Regions from separate parts of the Homo sapiens genome. Here region 2 is linked to region 1. The links are chromatin loops, found by intact Hi-C in ENCODE. Cell type or tissue: ovary. All regions are shown on one strand.

Region 1 (4,000 bases):
TCCTAGGTCCCCACAAAGTGCCTGAAGATAGGAAACACTTGATGTGCTTGTTAAGCACAGAGCACCGGGGCCTGAGCTTGGTTGCGGGGGGTATTTAACAAGCTACTCAGTGACTCTGACCCGAGGAAAGTCTAGGAAATACTCCTCTACCCAGTGGTTCTCAAGCTGCACCCCACAGAGCCCTGAGGTCTCTCAAGGATTCTTCAACACTACAGGTGTGGCATAAAAGTGAGAAGGAAGGATGAGTGTGCGAAACTCAAGGCCCCCACCCCTGCTGCAACCTGATAATGGTGAATCATGGTAGCAAATGCTCACTAAACCCTTCTGTACTAGGCACTATACATGCATTATCTCATTAATCCTTACTGTAACCCTATGAAGTAGGTTTTTTTCTTTTCTTTTTTTTCTTTTTTTTTTTTTTTTTTTTTTTTGAGACGGAGTCTTGCTCTGTCGCCCAGGCTGGAGTGCAGTTGCTCGATCTCGGCTCACTGCAAGCTCCGCCTCCCGGGTTCACGCCATTCTCCTGCCTCAGCCTCCTGAGTGGCTGGGACTATAGGTGCCCGCCACCACGCCCGGCTAATTTTTTTGTATGTTTAGTACAGACGAGGTTTCACCATATTAGCTAGGATGGTCTCGATCTCCTGACCTCGTGATTCGCCCGCCTCGGCCTCCCAAAGTGTGGGGATTACAGGCTTGAGCCACCGTGCCTGGCCTGAAGTAGGTTTTATTACAATCTCTATTTTACGAATGAGAAAGCTAAGGCTCAGAGGGTAAGTAGCTTGTCCAAGGTCACACACCTCATAAGTGGCAGAGCTGGAATTCGAATTCTGAAACTCCTTCCCATTACGTCATGCTAACCTTGAAGAAGCTCCACTTATATTTGTTTTATCTGTTATTGGGGGCCTTGTCTACAGAATGTATTCTATTGCTAATACAAATTTGAAAATATTAACTTAAAAACACACACACACCATTTATAAATTTAGAATAGGAGAGGAGGCCGGGCATGGTGGCTTACACCTGTAAACCCAGCACTTTGGGAGGCTGGGGTGGGCAGATTGCTTGAGCCCAGGAGTTCAAAAGCAGCCTGGGAAATATAGTGAGACCCCCCCGCCCCACCTTAAAAAATTAAAAAAAAAAAAAAAAGAAAAGGAAAGCAGACTTTATTTTTTATAAGGTGTTATAGTCCGCAAGGTAGCCATCCCACAGACTGGGAAGCACAGCCTCCAGCCAAGACCAGAGAGACGGGCACTTGGAAGGAAGAGAAGTTGGGGTAGGAGCTTTATGCCAACCCGGCTGGCTAAACATACATATTCAATAGGTTGCAGGAAGTGCTATGTATACTCATGAAGGTAGTCCTGACACGGGCGTATTGAAACAATATGTATATAACATATGACCCATGTTCACCTTGGGATGGAGACTGAACATTGAAATGTATTACAGCTAGGCCCTATATGTCAAAAGGTCTTTTTAGCAAATGATGGCACTTAAGTGCACAGCCTCTGTAAGCCAGCCGGGACCAGTCCATGTTTGGTGGTCTTCCTATCAGGAGAAAGTTACAGAAATCAGTCTCTTATTCAATCACAGATACGATACAGCTGGTAGAACAGGGGATCAGTTAGTCAGTGTCTGCGAGCTGGATGAGCTGTAATTGTTTTAATCTTGCTTATCTTGAGTCCAGTTCTTGTTCAGCAGCTAGAGGAGGGGATAAAATCTCGTGGCAGTTAGAACATGTTCTTTTTTTTTTTCTGCGACAGCGTCTTGCCCTGTCACCCAGACTGGAGGGCAATGGCACAATCATGGCTCACTGCAGCCTTGACCTCCCTGGCTCAATTGATCCTCCTACCGCAGCCTCCTGAGTAGCTGGGACCACAGGCATGTGCCACCATGCATGGCTAATTTTTTTATTTTTTGTAGAGATGGGATTTTGCCATGTTGCCCAGGCTGGTCTCGAACTCCTGACCTCACGTGATCCCTCCACCTTGACCTCCCAAATTGCTGGGAATACAGGCATGAGCCACCCACTGGGCCCACAGTTTATTCTTTAAGGCGTGTGTGACTTAACCCTTGCCTGGCATAGCCTTAGATCCTGTGTATAATATGGTATCTTATTGTAACAAAGAGTCTGTTCTGTCAATCTTATGGTCTCTATTTTAACCTGAACGCTGGTCAGTTGTGTTAAAACCATAAAAGAGAGGGGGAATAATGAGGCATGTCTGACCCCCTGCCTCGTCATGGCCAGGAACTGAGTTTTAAGGCTTTTCTAGAGTCCCCTTGGCCACAAGGGGTTTGTTCAGTCAGTGAGACACTTAGGATTTTCTTTTTAGTTTACAAAAACATACCTAGTCTGATCCCTACCTTTTATACAAGAAGAATCAAAGCCCTGGAGAGGTGAAATAATATGTGGTCACAAAGCTGGTAGCTTCCCCAAGAGAGGCTAACTCTGAACCGGCTTCTGTCCCGAGCCAGAGTGTGCCCAAGGTCAACATGGCCTGCGACATTTCCACCTGCAGTCTGGAGGGCCTCCACCCAGATTCCTAAGGCCAGTGGACACCATCTGCTGAGGAAGAGTTATGGCCCCAGCTAAGGGCTGGATCCAGTACTAGGGGCACTTAGCCAAAGGAGAAAACAAATGTCACAGTTTATTGTGAGCAAATTTATCATCTTGTTACATGGGACCATGACTTCTTTGTCAGCCTGCCTCACATCCCTGCAACTGCAACTGAATCTGATCCTCTTTCACTCCTGTTCTAATGAATGTCCCTGTGGCTTAGGGCCTCCAGAAAGGGTGAAATACTTTTTTCTCAAGGTGGCTGTATTTCATGTGCTGGTGACATTTCTCTCTTCCCTGAGACTGGTTCATCAATCATTTGGAGATGTTTTGTAACCAAAGGGCAAATGTATTTCTCAGAGGAGCAGCCTCCACTCCAGCTCCCTAAGCCAAGGCCAGGTGATTAGGGAAGGGTTTGGGGAGCAGCCAGCCCCTGTCTTCCCAAACTAGCCATCTGGGAAGTGAGCATGCTCGCCTTTTGCTCCCTCTGGGGAATGGACGCACCGCAAGATGCCTGTGAGTCCTGCTCCTGGAACATTTGGGTTTTTGCCAGGCTACTGTCCCTCTGAGGGGGAGAAGGAAAGTTTTATAAGCTTCACATGCACTCTTTGCTTGGGGAATCCAGTTGAGCCTCCAGGTTGATTTATTTGATTAAGTATCCAAGACCTAGTGTTTTAGTTAGTTCCCCCTGTCCCCCACCCCAGGGCTATTGTCAAAGCTATCCTTTCATATTGAGAAATCAATTTTCCTCACTTTGCTGAAATGAATTCACATAGTGCTCATTTTGGAGAGGACTTCACCCTGCAGGAGACTTCTTGAATGATGCACCTCTTGACACTGCGCTCTCGGAGGGGCTTAGATTCGAAGGGGTAGTCTTGGCTCCTTTTATGGGCTCCTGGTGCTCTCAGGTTTCTTTTTTTTCTTTCTTTCTTTTTTTTTTTCCCGAGACAGAGTCTCGCTCTGCCGCCCAGGCTGGAGGGCAGAGGCGCGATCTCGGCTTACTGCAAGCTCCGTTTCCCGGGTTCATGCCATTCTCCTGCCTCAGCCTCCTGAGTAGCTGGGACTACAGGCGCCCACCGCCATGCCCAGCTAATTTTTTCTTTTTTTCTTTTTTTTGTATTTTTAGTAGAGACGGGATTTCACCGTGTTGGCCACGATGGTCTCGATCTCCTAACCTCGTGATCTGCCTGCCTCGGCCTTCCAAAGTGCTGGGATTACAGGCGTGAGCCACTGCGCCCGGCCCTCAGGTTTCTAAAGAAGGCAGTTCTACCAGACAGCCTTTAAGCATCTCTTGTCATTGCATGGCAGATGGATCGCAGAGAACTGCCTGCATTTCTCGCAGTTGTAACATCTCTGATATATCTCAGCAGAAAGTCCCACAATAAGCAAATCTGACCAAGGAAATCTGACATTTGTAGCAAGAGCAGTACTGCAATGCCGCACGTC
Region 2 (4,000 bases), 66 kb after region 1:
CTAGACAACATGGCAAAGCCCCATCTCTACTAAAAATACAAAAAATAGCTGGGCGTGATGGTGTGCACCTGTAATCCCAGCTATTAGGGAGGCTGAGGCAGGAGAATCACTTGAACCTGGGAGGCAGAGGTTGCAATGAGCCAAGATCGTGCCATTGCACTCCAGTCTGGGCAACAGAGTATGACTCTGTCTCACACACACACACAAAAGATTATAAAATATTATATTATCCATTTTTAAGACAAACATAAACACATGTCTATGTGGTTTTCTTAAATGTCTGGAAATAGAGACTCCAAAAGAGTCTGAAAATCCCAGTAGCAAAATTTATTGGCAGCAATTATCTCTAGGTGGTGAAATTATAGATAATTATTTTTCTTTCATCTTTGCACTTCTTTATATTATATTAATTTTTAGATTTTTTTCTGATTATTTTAAGTTTTTTATAATAAAAAGGTATGTATTACTTGTATAATGAAAAAATTGCTATTTTCATTGATGGAGTAAGGGGAGGAGGGAAAGAAAATGGAAAAATTATCCATTAGGAAAGAGAATTAAAAGAATCCCATGAAGGAAATGACTAGACTTGGAGAACTGGTAGGAAAGCCAGGCCACATGTGTGAGAAATTGTTTCTGGAACTGGATTCCTGTGGACTTATAAAGAATCTGACTTTTGTGAAGTATGGCCAAAAGACTAAAGAGAGTGAGTGTATGTGTTTGGCACATGTGAAGGCAAGCACGATGCAGTTAAATGGCAAATCTCCAAACAGCTGGGCAGGGTAAGTCGTGACATTTGTAATGTCAAAGTGAGACCCCGTCTCTACAAAAAACTTAAACAATAAAAACCTAGCGAGGCGTGGTGGCACACACCTGTAGTCCCAGGTACTTGCGAGGCTAAAGTGGGGGAATCTCCTGAGCCCAGGAGTTCAAGGCTGCAGTGAGCTGTGATCACACCACTGCACTCTAGCCTGGGTGAAAGCGCAAGACCCTGTCTCTAAAATAAACACACACTCACATACTTACATACATAGATGCAATATATCTATTAGTAGTTTGTTAAAAGAGATTATGGTACATTCCCTGCATATGGAATAAAATACAACCATTAAAAGTTAAGATGCAGGGAGGGCAGCCAAGATGGCCGAATAGGAACAGCTCCGGTCTACAGCTCCCAGCGTGAGTGACACAGAAGACGGGTGATTTCTGCATTTCCATCTGAGGTACCAGGTTCATCTCACTAGGGAGTGCCAGACAGTGGGCACAGGACAGTGGGTGCAGTGCACCGTGCACGAGCCGAAGCAGGGCGAGGCATTGCCTCACTCGGGAAGCACAAGGGGTCAGGGAGTTCCCTTTCCTAGTCAAAGAAAGGGGTGACAGACGACACCTGGAAAATCGGGTCACTCCCACCCTAATACTGCACTTTTCCAACGGGCTTAAAAAACGGCGCACCAGGAGATTATATCCCGCACATGGCTTGGAGGGTCCTACACCCACAGAGTCTCGCTGATTGCTAGCACAGCAGTCTGAGATCAAACTGCAAGGTGGCAGCGAGGCTGGGGGAGGGGTGCCCGCCATTGCCCAGGCTTGCTTAGGTAAACAAAGCAGCTGGGAAGCTAGAACTGGGTGGAGCCCACCACAGCACAAGGAGGCCTGCCTGCCTCTGTAGGCTCCACCTCTGAGGGCAGGGCACAGACAAACAAAAAGACAGCAGTAACCTCTGCAGACTTAGATTTCCCTGTCTGACAGCTTTGAAGAGAGCAGTGGTTCGCCCGGCACGCAGCTGGAGATCTGAGAATGGGCAGACTGCCTCCTCAAATGGGTCCCTGACCCCTGATCCCTGAGCAGCCTAACTGGGAGCCACCCCCGAGTAGGGGCAGACTGACACCTCACACGGCCAGGTACTCCTCAGAGACAAAACTTCCAGAGGAACGATCAGACAGCAGCATTCGCAGTTCACAAAAATCTGCTGTTCTGCAGCCACTGCTGCTGATACCCAGGCAAACAGGGTCTGGAGTGGACCTCTAGCAAACTCCAAGAGACCTGCAGCTGAGGGTCCTGACTGTTAGGAGGAAAACTAACAAACAGAAAGGACATCCACACCAAAAACCCATCTGTACATCACCATCATCAAAGACCAAAAGTATATAAAACCACAAAGATGGGGAAAAAACAGAGCAGAAAAACTGGAAACTCTAAAAAGCAGAGTGCCTCTCCTCCTCCAAAGGAACGCAGTTCCTCACCAGCAACGGAACAAAGCTGGACGGAGAATGACTTTGATGAGTTGAGAGAAGAAGGCTTCAGACAATCAAACTACTCCGAGCTACAGGAGGAAATTCAAACCAAAGGCAAAGAAGTTAAAAACTTTGAAAAACATTTAGACGAATGTATAACTAGGATAACCAATACAGAAAAGTGCTTAAAGGAGCTGATGGAGCTGAAAGCCAAGGCTGGAGAACTATGTGAAGAATGCAGAAGCCTCAGGAGCCGATGCAAACAACTGGAAGAAAGGGTATCAGTGATGGAAGATGAAATGAATGAAATGAAGGGAGAAGGGAAGTTTAGAGAAAAAAGAATTAAAAGAAACAAACAAAGCCTCCAAGAAATATGGGACTATGTGAAAAGACCAAATCTACGTCTGATTGGTGTACCTGAAAGTGACGGGGAGAATGGAACCAAGTTGGAAAACACTCTGCAGGATATTATCCAGGAGAACTTCCCCAATCTAGCAAGGCAGGCCAACATTCAGATTCAGGAAATACAGAGAACACCACAGAGATACTCCTCGAGAAGAGCAACTCCAAGACACATAATTGTCAGATTCACCAAAGTTGAAATGAAGGAAAAAATGTTAAGGGCAGCCAGAGAGAAAGGTCAGATTACCCAAAAAGGGAAGCCCATCAGACTAACAGCTGATCTCTCAGCAGAAACTCTACAAGCCAGAAGAGAGTGGGGGCCAATATTCAATATTCTTAAAGAAAAGAATTTTCAACCCAGAATTTCATATCCAGCCAAACTAAGCTTCATAAGTGAAGGAGAAATAAAATACTTTACAGACAAGCAAATGCTGAGAGATTTTGTCACCACCAGGCCTGTCCTAAAAGAGCTCCTGAAGGAAGCACTAAACCTGGAAAGGAACAACCGGTACCAGCCACTGCAAAATCATGCCAAATTGTAAAGACCATCAAGGCTAGGAAGTAACTGCATTAACTAACGAGCAAAATCACCAGCTAACATCATAATGACAGGATCAAATTCACACATAACAATATTAACTTTAAATGTAAATGGACTAAATGCTCCAATTAAAAGACACAGACTGGCAAATTGGATAAAGAGTCAAGACCCATCAGTGTGCTGTGTTCAGAAAACCCATCTCACATGCAGAGACACACATAGGCTCAAAATAAAAGGATGGAGGAAGATCTACCAAGCAAATGGAAAACAAAAAAAGGCAGGGGTTGCAATCCTTGTCTCTGACAAAACAGAGTTTAAACCAACAAGATCAAAAGAGACAAAGAAGGCCATTACATAATGGTAAAGGGATCAATTCAACAAGAAGAGCTAACTATCCTAAATATATATGCACACAATACAGGAGCACCCAGATTCATAAAGCAAGTCCTGAGCGACCTACAAAGAGACTTAGACTCCCACACAATAATAATGGGAGACTTTAACACCCCACTGTCAACATTAGACAGATCAACGAGACAGAAAGTTAACAAGGATACCCAGGAATTGAACTCAGCTCTGCACCAAGTGGACCTAATAGACATCTACAGAACTCTCCACCCCAAATCAACAGAAGATACATTTATTTCAGCACCACACCACACCTATTCCAAAATTGACCACATGCTTGGAAGTAAAGCTCTCCTCAGCAAATGTAAAAGAACAGAAATTATAACAAACTGTCTCTCAGACCACAGTGCAATCAAACTAGAACTCAGGATTAAGAATCTTACTCAAAACCGCTCAACTACATGGAAACTGAATAACC

Evidence for each region. Hi-C counts contacts between places; a loop is a spot of excess contacts. Peaks named below come from ENCODE experiments on the same cell type or tissue, not always from the same donor. Only the 100,000 strongest peaks of a DNase experiment are listed, where the experiment ranks them.
Region 2: a loop joins it to region 1, with 19 times the contacts of the local background. A loop is called at or near these places in 1 of 110 quality-filtered maps.

The regions. Positions count from the first base shown.
Region 1 is chr5:79,835,379-79,839,378 of GRCh38, forward strand. No RefSeq gene overlaps it. Among named protein-coding and RNA genes, the nearest start is that of LINC01455, 99 kb to the right of the region's middle. In ovary, no CTCF peak of the experiment used is centred here; no DNase peak of the experiment used is centred here; H3K27ac peaks cover 2,630 bases.
Region 2 is chr5:79,901,173-79,905,172 of GRCh38, forward strand. The region is part of intron 2 of LOC105379048 (a long non-coding RNA gene); the gene reads left to right. Among named protein-coding and RNA genes, the nearest start is that of LINC01455, 33 kb to the right of the region's middle. In ovary, no CTCF peak of the experiment used is centred here; no DNase peak of the experiment used is centred here.